Regions from separate parts of the Homo sapiens genome. Here region 2 is linked to region 1. A link is a loop called in an ENCODE intact Hi-C map of the cell type or tissue named here. Cell type or tissue: MCF 10A. All regions are shown on one strand. Links, peaks and the distances in the headings refer to the core of each region. The heading gives the core; the rest is flanking DNA. Region 1 has its middle 100 kb from the start of TBX5-AS1. Region 2 has its middle 31 kb from the start of LINC02463.

Evidence for each region. Hi-C counts contacts between places; a loop is a spot of excess contacts. Peaks named below come from ENCODE experiments on the same cell type or tissue, not always from the same donor. Only the 100,000 strongest peaks of a DNase experiment are listed, where the experiment ranks them.
Region 2: a loop joins it to region 1, with 12 times the contacts of the local background. A loop is called at or near these places in 2 of 110 quality-filtered maps.

Annotation. Positions count from the first base shown.
Region 1 is chr12:114,504,602-114,513,639 of GRCh38, forward strand. It overlaps the pseudogene RN7SKP216. Among named protein-coding and RNA genes, the nearest start is that of TBX5-AS1, 100 kb to the left of the region's middle. In MCF 10A, for the core only: a CTCF peak has its summit at 4,105 (motif pointing left); a DNase peak (open chromatin) is centred at 4,100.
Region 2 is chr12:115,912,308-115,921,345 of GRCh38, forward strand. No RefSeq gene overlaps it. Among named protein-coding and RNA genes, the nearest start is that of LINC02463, 31 kb to the left of the region's middle. In MCF 10A, for the core only: a CTCF peak has its summit at 5,064 (motif pointing left); no DNase peak of the experiment used is centred there.

The DNA.
Region 1 (9,038 bases), core at 465-8,464:
GTCAACTTCAGCTGAACATGTGGTTGAAGTTTTAAAAGGGAGAGTTCTTCTTGTGTGTGTGTCTTTGTTGGGGAGCAAGAACTCCCTGTCAAGGCAGCATTCATGAACAAAGTGAGGACAGTCTACCTGGAATGTTAAGAAAGCATTTCTGCACTAAGGATAGACTTTGGAATAGAAGCCTGCCGAGAACATGTCCAATTCTTAAAAGACTATGATTCCAGGAAGACTAGACCCCAAGTTCACTAGAATCTTGCTAAAGCAACATTTGCTTTGGAACAAAACTCAGGATGAGTTGGTCTGAGAAGCCTGAATTATAAAAACTATCAGAAGACCACATTGTAAGGCTTCTGGAGGGCTTGTCTGGAGGTTCTAGGAGGGGAGAGCTGCTACTCCTACACCCTTGGCTAAGAACAGCCCTCTTCTATCGGTAAAAGTCATCTTCTTTGACTGTGTGGGCAGCTTTGGGAGGAATGCACATTGAGTGGTGGGGGAGGAAGGGGACACTCACCTAGCCAGCCAGATCAGCCAAGTCAACCCTGGTGATCAATGGGGTGGCAGATGTTGCAGCCAGGTCGCCCTCACATCCTTGAGTTGTCATCCTTGGGGACAGTGTTTCTGTGATGACCTAAAGGGCCACCCTCGGGAGACAGTGACATACATTGGATACGAGCATGACTTTGGAGTTACGGAGACCTGGGTTTGAATTCTGGCCCTGCCATTTATTCTCGGTAGGATACCGGGGCAAATTAGACTCTCGGTTTTCTCATTTACAATATCGGAGTAATTATATAGACACTATTGTGTCAGAGAAGCATTACAATAAGGGCTCTTATTGACACTCCAAATTCTTTCTTTTTCTGGATCACAAAAACAAAACCAATATGTGGTAAAAAAAAAAAAATTGTCCTCCAAAACATACATATTGAAAACCAGAAGCAAACATGCCCTGAAATTGTGCCTCTCAGATATACCTGCTATTTATCCTTTAACTTTTATATATTTTTCACATATACTTCAATGAGTTTTATTATTTTTATCATGAAAAAATACAATAAACTTGACACATTAAACATTAAAACTTGACAACACCCTTACAACATTCTGTGTGCTCTCCTACAAGTCTACTATCAGTTAAAGTTGTCTTCTTTGACTGAGCGGGCAGCTTTGGAAGGAATGCCCATTGAGTGGTGAAGGAGGAAGGGGACACCCACATAACCAGCCAGATCAGCCAAATCAACTCTGGTGATCAATGGGGTGGCAGATGTTGACTCCAACATCCTTTGATAAAACATAGCAGGTTAAAGGTCTAAGAGATATAGGTACTAGGAACCTTCAGATTTGGAAATCTAGTCTTTATCATCACCTCCACCTCCGTCATCACAACCACCACTGCCACCATAACTACTATCACCCCCAGACCATCATCATATCGACTACCACTACCACCACAACACAATTATCATCACTACCACTGCTTCCATCATCCCTACCATCACCATAACCTCACCCCCACCTCACCAACACCATCATCACCATCACCGCCATCACCACAATCACCACCATCATCAGCACTAAAACCAGCCATCACTACTATCATTGTTACTGTCATCAGCACCACTATCATCATCAACACCATAATTACCACCATAATCACCACCATCACCATCACCACCATCATCACTACCAGTTATAAAGTGCCCCTGGGCAAGCCACTTGATCTCTCTAGATTCTATGTGTGCATCTCAGGCTTTTGTTTACCCATCTTTAATTCAGCGTTAAATATCTACCTGACCCTACACAAAGTTTTAATAGCCCTTTCCTCTATCATTTGTATCCAGATCCCAGGAGACTTATTGGCATTCAGTTTTAAGCGTCCACACTAGGTGAAAATGCACTACATTTTAAATTTATGTTAAAATTCTCTGTAGCCCATACATTGGGAACTTCTCTGATCCAAAGTAAGTTTTTACTGTCAAGTTCTGGGTCTCTAAGACCAGAGATCTTAGAAGATTTAAACACACAAATGCATCCAAGAAAGAGCAGGAGAAAAGCCAGCAATACAGAGAGGACTTCCTCAGCCTGGTGGTTGTGATGCCCCGTCTTGAGAGTAAACTTCCCCCAATAATCTGGGCAGTCTTTTATTTTTCTGGCCTCCATCACTGACCTGTTGCCTCATGGCAGTGCATTTCTGAGACACGATCAAGACATTCCATTGAGTTATACTACATCCAAATATCAGACGCTGCCTTTGAACCCTTCTGACAAACCACAAACTTAGGAACCAACGTTGACACAACACTCAGCGGATTCAAAACACTGAGCAGGGGAAAGGAGAGGGTGTGGGAAAAGGCTCTTTGATTAAATGTGTTTCTTTCTCTTTGTGCTCTAATGGGGTCTAAGGTACTGCCTGGCATCTTGGAAGTTCACGTGCTTGTTTTCTGAAGAAAGTCTCTGTCACATCCTCTCTCAGAAGTTTTCGGCCAAGAGCAATATTAGAGATTTGTTATTGGTTTAAATAACCCAGCATTTCCATGGATAAACATTCAAGCAAGAAAAGGAAAGCATAGAGGAGAAACTTCTCTTAAGAGAAAAAAAGGATGTGAAGAAAGTCAAGATATTAGCAGTCAATGTGTCTCATTTTCCAAAGAATTAGGCTTATCTTTTCACAGACCTTTGTCTGCTGGAATGACTGTCTAACCTCCATGCCACGTTTTTAATCCCTGCAAACTGATTTTAGTTTTTGCCAAGATGGATGTTGGATCTGAATGAAAACCAGAGTCATTTATCTTTGCCAAGGCATTTTCTTCTTCTTCCGCAGCGGAAAGTTATGGAGATAGGTGCTTTCTCATCGGAATGTGCCCCTTCCAAAATTATCAGGCTCCTGTGGTTTGCTGATAACCAAAAAGACTCAAGCTCAGAGGTGCAGAAACTCATTGAGGATAAATGAAGAGACCATTAAAAAGAAGACATATGTCTTTGTAGCCAAAGAGGCAACCAAGAAGATATTTTCTGAATGTGGGGTAACTTCATTTGCTAAAATGGGGGTCATGAATGATTATGCACCTCCATTTTCAAAACTGGACTCAAATTCCTTTACTTGTACCTCTTCTTTAGGCCTAATGTTGGGGGGGGAACATTAGCATTCCAGGCACCTTTTCAATTAAGAATAAAGGCTACAGGGCAATTTAAAGCCAATGACTGATTTCTTCCTCTCCCCTCTGCTCACGGAGGAGCCGAATTTTCTTTGAAGCCAGGATCGGAATCTGAAGCCTGGTCAATAAGACAGCTTAGACTGCTCAGAGAGAGCCTACTTTGGTTTGAGGTATAGGATAAATGTCTAAGGGCATTTCTGTCCTCCTCAGTGAAGCCAGGTGTGTGTTTTGTTGAGAGAAACAGCAAACAGATACAGATGCTAGCATTATACAAATACAGTGTTAGCAACCCCAACACTGCGGGACTTAGAAAGCATTTAATTCTTCTAATTCATTACCATTTATCACCTATCTCTCAGCTCAAAGAGCCTGGAGATTTGGAGTTTCTTTTAGGGATGCCAAGAATAAGCACATCACCCACTAGGGTACCCATCTCATATTAATTATTAATAGTTACAAAACACTCCGGTTATAGGTTGTATGATATTTGGCTACACATTAAGCCATCAATCTTACTAAATTTCCTTTAACATGCAGGAAATAAAAGCCAAGAGTACCTCCTTGGAAGCCAAATGGTGCAGAAAGAGGAAATTGATGAGGGTTATGTCACTCAGTAGTGAATCTGATTCATCAGAAGTGAAAAAAGTCATCAAAAACTTTGTTCAAAAAGCCACAGGTTATTTTGAGCAAAGTCTGTTTCTCCCCCCATATGCTGATAGATTTCCTCTCATGGTTAAAGCTACACGTTTTTTCACAGAATATTAAAGTTATCAGAATTTGGAAGATAGAAGACCCATGGCAGCAAAGGTTCTGGCCTATTTGCTAGAAGATTTCCACTGGTTTGGGGCAGCTTGCAGGGCCATTGTCCTTTTGTGTTTCTGGCTGATGGGATGGAAAGGGACAGAAAACCAACCTCGGTTCATGCGGTGTTGGTACTGCCTGGAAATATGTATTGTTAGTGCCCTCTAGCGGCCGAGTCTTGGCTGGACATTAAAAGACATTTTTCACCATGAGCTGGGTGTTGAGTGCTTTTAAAAAGCAATTTTGCAACTTGGCTGTGGCCACTGTGCTCTGCTTGGAGTGGCTTTAGACTTCATGATGCTGGTGCTTTCATGTTAAACTGTTTCAAAGCCTCTTGTGGAAGCAAGAGCGTTTGAACTAAACTACAATTTTTGAAAATGGCAACTTGAAATATTTTTACCTCCAACGTAGACCATTCTTTGCCTGCATGCTTCCCTCTGGATTGTCTGTTCCCAAAAACAGCATCTTCATTCAATGAGTAAATGTTTTCTATTACTCAAATTTATTTGGCAAAATAGACTCGGGTAATAGAACATTTTTTTCTTCTTCATACTAATTGTGTGCCTTGCGAAGGCTCTAAAATCATTCCATTTTGACCTAGAAATTCATTTTCTAGGAGTTTTTCCTAAGGAATCACTATGAATATGAACAAGATTGAGGAACAAGCTACTTCTTAGAAGGTTATTCGTAATAAAGAAGAAAACAACCACCTAACGGGCCAACAATACAGACATTGATAAATTATAGTTCATCCAACTCATGGAGTAGGAGGTAGTAATTAAAAACAACATATTATGATTAGAACCGGAAATACCATTTGACCCAGCAATCCCATTACTGGGTATATATCCAAAGGAATATAAATCATTCTCTTATAAATACACATGCACACCCATGTTCATTGCAGCACTATTCACGATAGCAAAGACATAGAAACACCCCAAATGGCCATCAATCAATGACAGACTGAAGAAAGAAATGTGGTACATATATACCACGGAATACTATACAGCCAGAAAAAGGAATGAGAACATGTCCTTTGCAGGGACATAGATGAAGCTGAAAGCCATTATCCTCAGCAAACTAACGCAGGAACAGAAAATCAAACGCCACGTTCTCACTTATAAGTGGGAGCTGAACAATGAGAACACATGGACACAGGGAAGGGAACAATACATGCTGGGGACTGTCGGGGGAGGATGGGGTGGGGTGAGAGCATTAGGAAAAAGAGCTAATGCATGCTGGGCTTAACACCTAAGTGATGGGTTGATAGGTGCAGCAAACCACCATGGCGAACGTTTGCCTATGTAACAAACCCACACATCCTGAACATGTACCCCGGAACTTAAAAAATAAAATTAGATAAATAAATAAATAAAACGTACTATGGTTTAAGAAGATCCTTTTCAAACAGCTGGGGACACTGGTCACTCAAGTGACTTTCCCGGTGTCTCACACAAATCCTCAGTGGTGGTTATGTGGGTGTTGATTTTGCAGTAGGTCATTGAGCTACACATTTTCTGAATATATGTATTTATAATTTTTAAAGAATATTTTTTATAGTTTAAAAGAAGATTTAAAAAAAAAATCAAAGAGACCAGGTATTCTAATCCTTAATTTAGCTCTGTTTCCCACACTAGTCTACTCCTTGGAGGAACGAAGGCACAAAAGAGAAAAGATGGAATTATGGTCTCTGGGAACTAGATTTTAAAATTGCATTTAAGAAATACCTAATGTAGACGACGGGTTGATGGGTGCGACAAACCACCATGGCACGTGTATACCTATGTAACAAACCTGCACGTTCTGCACATGTATCCCAGAACTTAAAGTATAATTTTAAAAAATTGCATATAGAACATCCCATTGGTGGGACTGGATTTGTTTGCAAATGGTCTTGTCAGTGGTGAAGTGGAAGAGAATGTGGAGCCCCACTCAAATGAAGTTTGCAACTTGTCAGCAGATCTGGAAAAACAATACAGTTAAAATTCTTGACTCTCTGGAGATAGGAAATTATTAATAAATTTCACGAATGCATATTTCCTTATTGCCATTACAGTTGTGAGGGATGGCTGTATCTTTTGCTGTTATTTTTAAACCCCATAGAATATTTGTAGAAAAACAATTTATCTAAATGTATGAGGTAGTTTATAACTTCTCTACATTTCCATGTCAGAAGCAAAGAGATAAATAGTTAATTCTGAGTTACGTTTAATAAGTATTCATTTGTATCTCTTCACCAGAGACGAGAGAAAAGCAGCTTAGTCCCAGACCTCAAGGTACCCCCGAATGGCTGGGAGGAAGTTTGACATCCTTGAAAAAAAATAGAGAGCAACATAAGGCAAGTGAATGCGGTGTACAGTATAAGCATTATAATGCTCTAAGGAATAAAATCAAGTGTCAAGATGCATAGTTTATAGTAAGGAGATATTGCGTCAGGCTAATTCGGATATAAATCTGTATGAACATGTGATCTTAAATCTCTATGGCTCCACTTTATCTACAAAATGAGAATAATATTGCTACTTACTATTGTAAAGATTGAATGCACATTGTGCTTCCATGTTTATTGCAGCACTATTCACGACCACCAAAATTTGAAGCAACTTAAGCATCTGCTAACAAACGAATGGATAAAGAAAATGTGGTACACATACATGATGGAGTACTATTCAGCCACAAAAAAGAATGAGATCCTGTCATTTGCACCAACATGGATGGAACTGGAGATCATTATATTAAGTGAAATGAGCCAGGCACAGAAAGACAAACTTTGTGTGTTCTCACTTATTAATGTGAGTTTAACATGAAAACAACTGTACTCGTGAAGATAGCGGGTAGAATGATGGTTGCCAGAGGGTAGGAAAAGCAGTGGGGAGTGGATGGAAATTGGGGATGGTTAATGGATGTGAACATAGAGTTAGATAGAAGGAATAAGATCTAGTATTTGATAGCACAACAGGGTGACCACAGTCAGCAATAATTTATTGTACATTTCAAAATAACTAAAAGATGGGGCCGGGGGAGGAAAAGCATCAAGAGAAATAGCTAATGGATACTGGGCTTAATACCTAGGTGATGGGTTGATCTGTGCAGAAAACCACCGTGGCACATGTTTACCTATGTAACAAACCTGCATATCCCGCACCTGTACCCTGGAACTTAAAAGTTGAAGAAAAATAAGGAACGCATTTAAACCATCTGACTGGCAAAACAACAACAACAACTAGAAGAGTATAATTGGATTGTTTGTAACACAAGGAGAGGATAAATGCTTGAGATGATTTATACCCCATTTATCCTGAGGTGATTATTATGTATTGTATGCCTGTATCAAACTATCTCATGTACCCCATAAATATATACACCTACTATGTACCCACAAAAGCTTTTTAAAAATAATTTAAAAATTTAATATTTTAAAATTAAAAAAAGAAAGAAAATGCACATTGCAGGCCGAGCGCGGTGGCTCACGCCTGTAATCCCAGCATTTTAGGAGGCTGAGGCGGGCGGATTGCCCGAGCTCAGGAGTTCGAGACCAGCCTGGGAAACACGGCAAATTCTCTATGAAAAATACAAAAATTAACTGAGCATGGTGGTGTGTGCCTGTAATCCCAGCTACTCAGGAGGCTGAGGCACAAGAATCGCTTGAACCCGGGAGGTGAAGGTGAAGGTTGCAGTGAGCCGAGATCGTGCCACTGCACTCCAGCCTGGGCGACTGTGAGATTCTATCTCAACAAAAAAAAAAAAAAAAAAAAAAAAGCACATGGCTGGATTAAATGCTCAAACATATTAATATAATATTAATTACCAGTGAATACCTTGAGCCTGGCCAACCAGAGAGCCTTGGATGGAGACTCCCAGTCTTTGCAGCAAGCTGGGTGTGTAGGTTTCTACCTTTAGGATGTGACTTCCCAACCTGACGAGGAGCCAAGATGCTTGAGAAATTGCCATTTCCATATCATTTGTCAGTTTCTCTCAGCAGATGGTGCTCTTGAGACCTTCACCCACATGAGTTCAGAGGGCAAGAGCTCCAATTTGGCTACCTCCCAAACTAAAGATCTTCGTGTCCAAGCATTGTCACCAGGAAGCGTATTGCTGAATAAATGCATTCTTGAGTTAATGAATGGGAGGCAGAAAGCCCTGATGCAGTGTCAAAGGAGGGCCTGGTCATCTGGGGGTTTGTCTGGCAATTGAGCCAGGGGCCACCTTCTCTACTTCCCTCTGTAGGGTCGTGAGACTTTGAGGAAGAGACACAGCCCCTGGTGCCTGGAGACCTGGTTTTTAGTCCTGGCTCTGATTCTTAGCTTGCTGTGTGATCTCAGGTTTTCACTTGTTCACCACAGCACCTACTTCCCCCTTCATAAAAGGGAGACAGCACCAGTGGGGCTCAAACCCTTTGATAAAAGCTAATATTTTTAGGCTGGGCATGGTGGCTCACACCTGTAATCCCAGCACTTTGGGAGGCCAAGGTGGGTGTATGGCTTGAGCTCAGGACTTTGAGACCAGCCTGGGCAACATGTTGAAACCCCACCTCTATCAAAAATACAAAAAATTAGCCAGGTGTGGTGGCACTCACCTGTGGTCCCAGCTACTTGGGAGGCTGAGGTGAGAGGATCGCTTGAACTCAGGAGTTTGAGACCAGCCTGGACAACATAGTGAGATTTCATCTCTACAAGAAAAATTAAAAATTAGCTAGGTGTGGTGATACATACCTGTAGTCCTAGCTACTTGGGAGGGTGAGGCAGGAGGATCGCTTGAGCCCAGAAGTTTGAGGTTGCAGTGAGCTATGGTCATGCCACTGCACTCCAGCCTGTGTGATGGAGCAAGACTCAATGCCTATATATATATATGTATTACGTAAAATATATGCAAATATATAAAATATATTAATTTTGTGTGTGTGTGTGGGTGTGTGTGTGTGTGTGTTTAACGGCTGTCAATTCTTTGACACCTCTCTCTTCGAGTGATGAGTTCTATGTCACTTCTCCTTGAATCTGGGCTGACTTTAGTGACCCTGTTAAAATCAATGGGGTATAGTGGAATTAATGCTGTGTGTTTTTGAGGCTGAGTCTTAAGAGGTGA
Region 2 (9,038 bases), core at 410-8,409, 1.4 Mb after region 1:
CATCACAAGACAGAAGTCACCTAAGTCTACTCAGGCAGCCATTAACAAAGTACCATACACCAAGTGGCTTAAACTACAGACATTTATTTTCTCACAGTTCTGGAGGCTGGAAGTCCAAGATCAAGGTGTCTGCAGGGTCAGTCTCTGGTGAGGGCTCTCTTCCTGGCTTGCAGATGGCCGTCTTCTTGTGGCCTATTTTCAGTGCATATGCAGAGAGAGATCTCTTCCTGTTCTTAAAATCCCCTACTCTCATGAGTTCATCTAACCCTAATCACCTCCCAAAAGCTCCATCTCTAAAGCCACCACATTAAGGGTAAAGTCCAACATACTCAACCTATGAACTAGGGGTGGGTGCAATTCAGTCCATGGTGCCAGCTTTCTAATCAGTAACTCTTACAAGTAAGCAGTACATTGGGACCAGCTGCTCTGGTTTCTAGTTATAATCCCCAGTCCCCAAAAAGCTACACACTATCTCATCTCCATGCATTTGCCCAAGCCCTTCCTTCCTTCCTTTCTCTTGTGAAAACTTCTCTTCCCTTCCCCACGTATGGGAGTCCTGCCCATCCTTCAAGACTCAACTCAGGTATCTCCACCCCAGGGAAGTTTCCCTTAAAGAGGAAGGAGCTTCCCCTCTGGTTAGGGACATGCTGACTGTGTGCATGGCTACGTCCTCTGCTCCAGGTTAAGACACAGGCTCTAGCTGCATATGCCTCAGTCCAAATCCACTCTGGGTGACTCTGAACAAATCATATGTCCTCACAGAGCCTTGATTTCTTGAAAGACTTCCCAGAGCTATTGCAGGCATTAAACAACAGCAAACAAAAGGATGTAAAGCCCAGTGTCTGGCCTCAGCAAGCCCTTGACAAACAGTAGCTGGTATTTTTACTAAGGATAAGGCCCATTTCTCCACCTCCACCCCACCACACACACACACAGAACATTTAAAAGAGACCTTTGAGTTCAGCATACACTTACTGGTGAATGGCTGGTGACAGAAGAAAGCAGAGGGTGAATCACAGGGGGTGACCTGTCAGTAGGTGTGACAGTTCTCAAAGACACCTATGGAGCACCTACCACATGCAAGAAAAGCACATCAGGGGATGAGGGTGATGAAGAGATGAGCCAGGGTGTTTGAGATGTGAGGGAGACCGATTCATAATGGAAATGAGGCTCCGTCTGCTGCAGGAAACAAAAAACAATCTCTCAACCACCAAATTACAAACATTCCCTGAGTCTTAGCTTCCTCATCTGTAAAAATGAGGATACAAACAGCTTCCATGGGATGGTTATGGGAAGGAGTGAGCATCAAATAAAATAATCCACACAAAGTGCTGGCACAGAGGAAGTGTTGAAGATGTTAACCTTTATCAGTATTATTATTACTTGTGGACATAAGACCTAGAGGGTGGCCAGGTGTGGTGGCACACACCTGTAATCTCAGCACTTTGGGAGGCCAAGGTGGGAGGATCACTTGAGGTCAGGAGTTCGAGACTAGCCTGGCCAACATGGTGAAACCCCATCTCTACTAAAAATACAAAAATTAGCTGGGCATGGCGGCAGGCACCTGTAATCCCAGCTACTTGGGAGGCTGAAGCAAGAGAATCGCTTGAACCCGGGAGGTGGAGGTTGCAGTGAGCGGAGATCGTGCCACTGCATTCCATGCAGCCTGGGTGACAGAGCGAGACTCCATCTCAAAAAATAAAATAAAATAAAAATAAACCCTAGAGGGTAACATCACTAGGTACCTCCAGTTCCTTGGAGGTTTTACTCCAAGATCAATGAGAAGAACATTAGGAAATTCACCCTGAGTGTCTGCCCTTCCTTCTGTCTTTAAATAGGGAAAGAGCAGGTTGGGAATGGTCCTAACGGTTAGGAAGTGTTCAGCTGCAGACAGACACCTCACCATGAGTGCCTTCAGCCATGGGGTTGGATTTTCCTGAATAATAAGTCTGAAGTGGGCCATCCAAGGCTTTCTGCACCTCAAGAATGCCAGAGCTCGGGATTGACGTTACTGCCATTCTGGTGGCTTCAACTCAGACTCAGCTCCAGCCACGACTGTCAGCCTCTTAAATGCAGTGGGGAGAGGAGAGAAAGGACATTTCCCAGAATTTCTCAGAGCAGCTGGCATTGACTCCCATTGGCCAGAACTGGGTCATATGGGTTCCCACAGCCAGCGAATGGGTAAAAATTCTTTGCCAAGGCCAATGTCAAAAAGGGTATTTCCTGGGTTTTCTTCCAGGATTTTTATAGTTTGAGGTCTTACATTTAAATATTTCATCCACCTTGCGTTGGTTTATATGGTGAAATGTAGGGGTCCAGTTTTGCTCTTCTGCACATGGCAGCCAGCAATCCCAGCGCCATTTGTTGAATAGAGACTCCTTTCCCCAACAATGGGATTTTACAAGCAAGCAGAGTGGGGTGGCCGGGGGTGCCCACAACAATCTTCTTCCCTGGGATGCACTTATGGGGAAGGGGGAATATTAGAGACACCGAGGATCCCCATCCTCAACTTCCCCAGGAGCTGAAGGTCATCAAGGCCTCAGGTGGTACCTAGCAGATGCCGACTGTGTGCCTAGCCTCATGCCTGACACAGAGACGTACAGGAGACATGGGCTGGTTCCTAAAACAATGGAGTCAGGTGATAGAAACAGGACACACACGTGCACACACACACGCACACAACTATATAAAGAGTGGGATCCTCAGTCGCTGCAGGCTGGCCTGATATAGTGGGTCCCAATGCCCTGGGCCTTGAAGAGTGGGAGGGTAGGGGGAGAAAGGAGAGGCAAGGGCATTCCAGGAAAGGGGCCCAGCCTGAGCAAAGGCAGACAGGAGCGTGTGATCTCAACCAAGAGCCTCTTTCCATATTGAAAAAACTTCTGTTAAATGGCAAGGTCTACACTGAATGCCAAGTATGCAGAGAGAAGAATCTCAGTCCTTTTCCTCAATGAGCTCATGGTCTTTCAGGCATCCATTCACTTCTACCCCCTGCCCACCCCATGCAAAACAATCGATGAATATCATTTGCTATAACCCAAGCACGGTGCTAAGCACTTCGCAGACATAATCTCAGTTGATCAGCACAATAAACCTACCAGTAGGAACCATTAAGACCCTCAGTTTACAGAGGAGGAAAAAAATGGGCACAAAGAGGTTAAATAGCTAGAGAGGCAGGAAGAGGGTAAGAGGGCATCAGTGGGGTAAAAGAATACTGTGTTCCCTGTAAATGTATATAATTACGATTTGTCCATCAAAAATAATATTAATACAAAGCAAACAAAAATACTATGTGCCAATCTTAGTTCAGCCACAAACATCCTGTGTGAACCTGGGCAAGTCCTCTCCCACCCTGGGCCTCAGCTTACCCACCTGTAAAAGGGATGCAAAGTCTCAGAGCTGCAAGGCTCTGAGGTATGAGGGTCTGCAGATGCTGCCGTGCATTAGAAATACCTGAGGACCTGCTAAAAGTCTTGATGTCCTGGTCCGATCACAGGCCAATTAAATCAGAATGTCGATGGGTGGAAGGCAAGCACAGCTTTGCTTTGTTTTGTTTGAGACAATGTCTTACTCTGTGGCCCGGGCTGGAGTGCAGCAGCGCAATCACGGTTCACTGCAGCCTCGACCTCCTGGATTCAAGTGATCCTCCCACCTCAGAGTAGCTGGGACTACAGGTGCTGCCACCACACCCAGCCATTTTTTTTTAATGGTCTCCAGGTGATTCCAAAAGTGAAACAAAGTTTGGGAACCACTGGTCTGAGGATTCCCACTTTCTGGCCTCTTGTGATACCACGGGGATAGCCTGAGACAGGATGAGGGTATTGAGCCAAAAAATAAATTAAATTAAATATCCAGAATAGGCAAATCCATGGAGAGAGGAAGCAGATGAGCAGTTGCCAGGGACTGGGAGGAGAGGAGAATGGGGTACAGGGTTTCCTTTTGGGGGAAATGAAAATGTTGGGAAACTAGATAGTGGTGATAGTTGCACAACACTGAATGTGCTGAACTGTATGCTTTAAGAAGGTGAAAATGGGGCCGGGCACGGTGGCTCACACCTGTAATCCCAGCACTTTGGGAGGCCAAGGCAGGCGGATCACTTGAGGTCAGGAGTTCGAGACCAACCTGGCCAACATGGCAAAACCTCATCTCTACCAAAAAATACAAAAATTAGCCAGGCATGGTGGTGGGCACCTGTAGTCTCAGCTACTCTGGAAGCTGAGGCAGGAGAATCAGTTGAACCCGGGAGGCAGAGGCTGCAGTGAGCTGAGATCCACCACTGCTGTCCAGCCTGGGCAACAGAGCAAGACCCTGTCTCAGACAAACGAGATGGTGAAAATCGGAATCTCTATGCTATGTGTCTTTTACCACAACATTTTAAAAAACAAAGCAAGCAGGGAGGGAGGGAGGGATGGAAAAGAAAAATAGAAATTACAGTAAAAATAGGGCATGACTTACAGGAGGTCAGAACTTTAAGGTCAAACAGGGGGACACCCAGGATAAGAGCTTAGCCTCTGGAGGCCGACCCAGGTTCAAATCCCCACTCTACAACTTGCTAACTGGGTGTTGTGTGATCGTGAGCAAGTGACCTCCCCTCTCTGATCCTCTATTGGTGCGTCTGTAAAACGGAGGTAAGCAAAGCACCGACCTCAGCGAGTGGCCGCGAGGCTGGAATAGCAAACGCCGGGCATACACGGCGTGATGAGTGAAGGCCGCTGTGACTCTGGGCCCGCGGGAAATCATCTCGGGAGTTTTGTGGGGACCAAGCACAAGGGAGGAGAGGCGCCCCAGCGCGAGGCTGTCCCCACCCCAACCCCGCGGCCCGGGGGCCCCGACTCAGCGCGGTCCTGGCCTCACCTGGTGCTGCTGACCGCCCACGCCCGCCGCCCGCCTTTCATCTCCCCTGCCCGTGGCTCCGGGCACTGCTTTCCCAATTGCCCGGACCACGCCAGCGCCCGGGCTCTCGGCTTCGCGCGGGGCTGGGCGGGCGGAGCGCGGCAGCCTCCAGGTAGGGCCGCCGCCAGGTGAAGCCGCGCCGCTTCGCCTCTTCCCGGTCTGTGGCGACACCTGCTGGCCGTCCGTGGAAGGACACACCCTCCGCTCCCACCACCTGCTTCCATTCAGCCCATTCATCACTCAGCCCCTCACTATGCGCCCTGCAGGTATCGCGCCAGGTGTCCGGGACTTTCAGGCAGAGAAATTAAGCAAAGAAAAAAATGCAGGTTGCATCATTTCTTTTTCAGACACAGAATAATTTTAGTTGGGGAGATCCCAGCCAACTTAAAAGAAGCTAAGAAACTCTCCATGGGATGGGAGTGGAACTAATCCAAGCATCAGAAACAGCCTGTGCAAAGGCCTGGAGATAGGAAGGAGCCCCGCTCTTTGGAGGAAGTGAAATTGACCAGGAAACTTGAGCAGAGTGGGATATGGTATGAAGTTTGCAGAGACCAGGTGAGACCTTCCTTCCACGCTGTCACTGTTACGTTGGAACAGGCCTGGAACGAAAGGGATCTGCCCTATTTTATAGACTGTGGTGGTGATCTAGAGGGATTCTCTCCAGACACATCTGCTGTGGGTTTCTGAGAATCATTTATTCATTCAACAAACTTTTCCTGAGCAGCTTTTATGTGCCAAGGGCTGTGCTAAGTATAAAATGCACAATGGCAATGAGACATATTCCTTGAGGTGCTCCTAATCTTGTGAGAATATCTAACCAGACCAGGAAGACTGGAGAAGTCTTCCTTTCTCAGGAGCTCTTTCAATCCTCCACATCCCAGCCCCCCAAGACAAACACAAAGGAATGAATCCATAATGGTGGACATTTGAGATAAGTGGAGGGTAGTAGAGGAGATATTTGAGCTTTTGAAAGCATGCTAGAGGAATGAATCCCTATCCCCACTGAGCTCCAGTTTTGTACAGGGAAAAAATTAAGTCACAGAGGGATTGAGTCAGGAAACCAAGCTAGACCGCTACAGAGATGTCAGGATCTTCAGGGCAAGTTAAGCTCAGAGGACTTGTCTTGGTAATAGGGGTTCACCCAAGTTCTAGGACAGAACTTTTGCAAGAGGATTCTCAAAACACACCCACCCAAGGCAGGCTGATGGAGCTCACATGACCCACCACCATCTTCTACATCATCTGCCTCAGCTGGAACTTGCCCGGAACCAGCTCCCAAGTCACTGATTGATGAAACCAAAGAAGGTTTACTAAGCACAGACCCTGTTCCAGTATTGCAGTCTCGGGCTGGAATACGCTTACAAAGATAAAGGCCACCCGTGAACAGCAAAGGGCAGGTTGATGTTTAAACAAATTATTTCAACCTGCTGTGATAAAATGAGGAAATGGAGGTGATTTGCAATTTTTAGGAGACACAGTAAGCTGTAGGATTCATCCTGAGCAGCTTTATGCATTAATCTGTGTTCGCACTGCTATAAAGAAATACCCAAGACTGGGTAATTTATAAAGGAAAGAGGTTTAATAGACTCACAGTTCCACCTGGCTGGGGAGGCCTCAGGAAACTTACAATCATGGTGGAAGGCGAAGGGGAAGCAGGCACCCTCTTCACAAGGCAGCAGAAGAACGTGAGTGCAAGAAGGAGGACGTGCCAGACTTTAAAACTATCAGCTCTCGTGAGAACTCACTCACTATCACGAGAACACCATGGGGGAACCACCCCCATGATCCAATCACTTCCCTCCCTCAACACGTGGGAATTACAGGTCCTTTCCTGTGTTTTAACTTCCCTCCAGGTGATTCTGATGCCCTCTGAAGATTGAGAACCTCTGATCAAGGAAGAAAAGTCCAGAGGAGCCTATAAATGTGTTTTTAACAAGCTACCCAGGCGATTTTGTATGACCCATGTGTCTGGAAACAGTACTTTAGTTGAAGCCACTGATTTTTCTTTTCACCTTTTACATTGCCTATTACATTGCCTATTTCTTCTTTATCTCAGAATGAATGTCTCATCTTCATTCTATAAGAATGTGGTTTTTTCTCATGAAGAGTCATGTTCCACACCAAAAAGCCAAGAGAACAGATGGTATCAACTAGAGAAATAGCAACCTAGGGCTCTCCTGATTTTAGCATTGAACGTCCCATGTCCCAGAAGAACCTTAACTTCTGAGCAAACTGGGACAGTTGATCACCCTACATGGATATTTATACATGGGCATTTACTGTGACCCAAAGAACAATCAACATAAAATGCTGAGAGTCTTGGATTATACATTCCACAACATTTTCATGCCAGTCCTAATTCTAATCCACATCTTGAAATCTTCACCATCGTTATCTTTATGACTTACTATTTCTGATCCACTTTAATTAACAAAGCTTACAGACAAAATGCTACACATTTCATTCTTCTGGCCATTTGACTTATGAATATCATTAAAACTTGACTGTGTAAATTGAAAATGAGCATTCTGTGATTTAGCAATTCCACTCTTAAGTTTCTAGGAGAAACTTCTAGAGAAGTTAGGTAGAAGAGACTTCTACCTTGCTACATTGATTGCAGTCCTCTTGGAATATAGAAGCAACACAAATGATCAACAGGAGAATGGATGACTATATTGTGTTGTTTTGAAACAGGAGAATGCTACATGGAACTGTAAAGTAAATGAACCAAAGCCACATATATCTACACGGATACCTCAGAAACATAGTCTTGTGTGCAGAAATCAAGTTGCAGGAAGCTATATCTACCTTATTCACATGAAGTATAAATGACTGCAACTGGTGTATAAATCTTACAGATGCAGAATATGTAATAAAAATACAAAAATAGGGCCAGGCATGGTGGCTCATGCCCGTAATACCAGCACTTTGGGAGGCCGAGGCGGGCGGATCACGAGGTCAGGAGATCGAGACCATCCTGGCTAACACGGTGAAACCCAATCTCTACTAAAAATATAAAAAATTAGCTGGGCATGGTGGTGGGCACCTGTAGTCCCAGCTACTCGGGAGGCTGAGGCAGGAGAATGGCGTGAACCCAGGAGGCGGGGCTTGCAGTGAGCCAAGATTGCACCACTGCACTCCAGCCTGGGCGATAGAGCAAGACTCCATCTCAAAAAATATATATATAAAAATAGATATGCAAATAATACACACAGTACAATGGCTACCTCCAGAGACAGGGAGGAATGGATGAAGAGAATAAGACCTGAAAGTGAATTTTAAGTGGATCTTTTTAACTTATCTCTTAAGCTGAGACACATGAATAATCATTGTGTTATTCTCTGAACTTTTGGTATGTCTCAACTATTTCATCGTAAATATTTTGCATATTTGTTCTTTGTGCAGGGATCCCTGCTGTTTTTAATATACAAAAGCCCCATGACTTGCTCATACTTTAAAACTCCTAGTCTATCTAAGCTAAAATTGAGTTTCTTGTGCTACACTAAGTTTGTATGTTAAGGAAACAGTCAGTATGTTTCTTGTTCATCACTGAATTCCCCATGCCTAGCAAAGACGTATTTGCAAATGAATAAAATATTGACTAAAACATCTTCATTTTATAGATGAAGAAACTGAGACTCAGAAGTGATATGGTTTGCCCCAAACCAGATACTGACATAGAGGGAGAGCCAGGGACTAGAACCCAAATATCGTGAATCTTCCAGGCCACTGCTTATTCCAATGCACCAGTGGTTCTTGAAGGTTCATCCCCCAATCTGCTTGTTTCTGGCAAGCCCAACAGTATACCTTCACAGTTTTGCCTCAGGGCAATGCCAGTTCTCCTATTTTCTGCCAGAATATAGTTCACAGAGGTATTGAACTCTTGGCTCACTGCACTGAAAATATTACACTGATTGGCTCTGCTGAGCACCAATGGAGTAGCCAGGTACTTAGATGCCCTGGTAATATATGCAGATGAGAGGGTGGAAAATAAATCCCACAGAAATTCAGGAGCACACCTCCTCAGTGAAGTGCCGGGGGCTCAATGCTATGAAGAATGTCAAAATTTCTCCTCCAAGGTGAAAGACAAGTTGCTGCATTTCACACCACCAAAAACCAAAAAGGAGACATGATGATTGGTAAGCCTT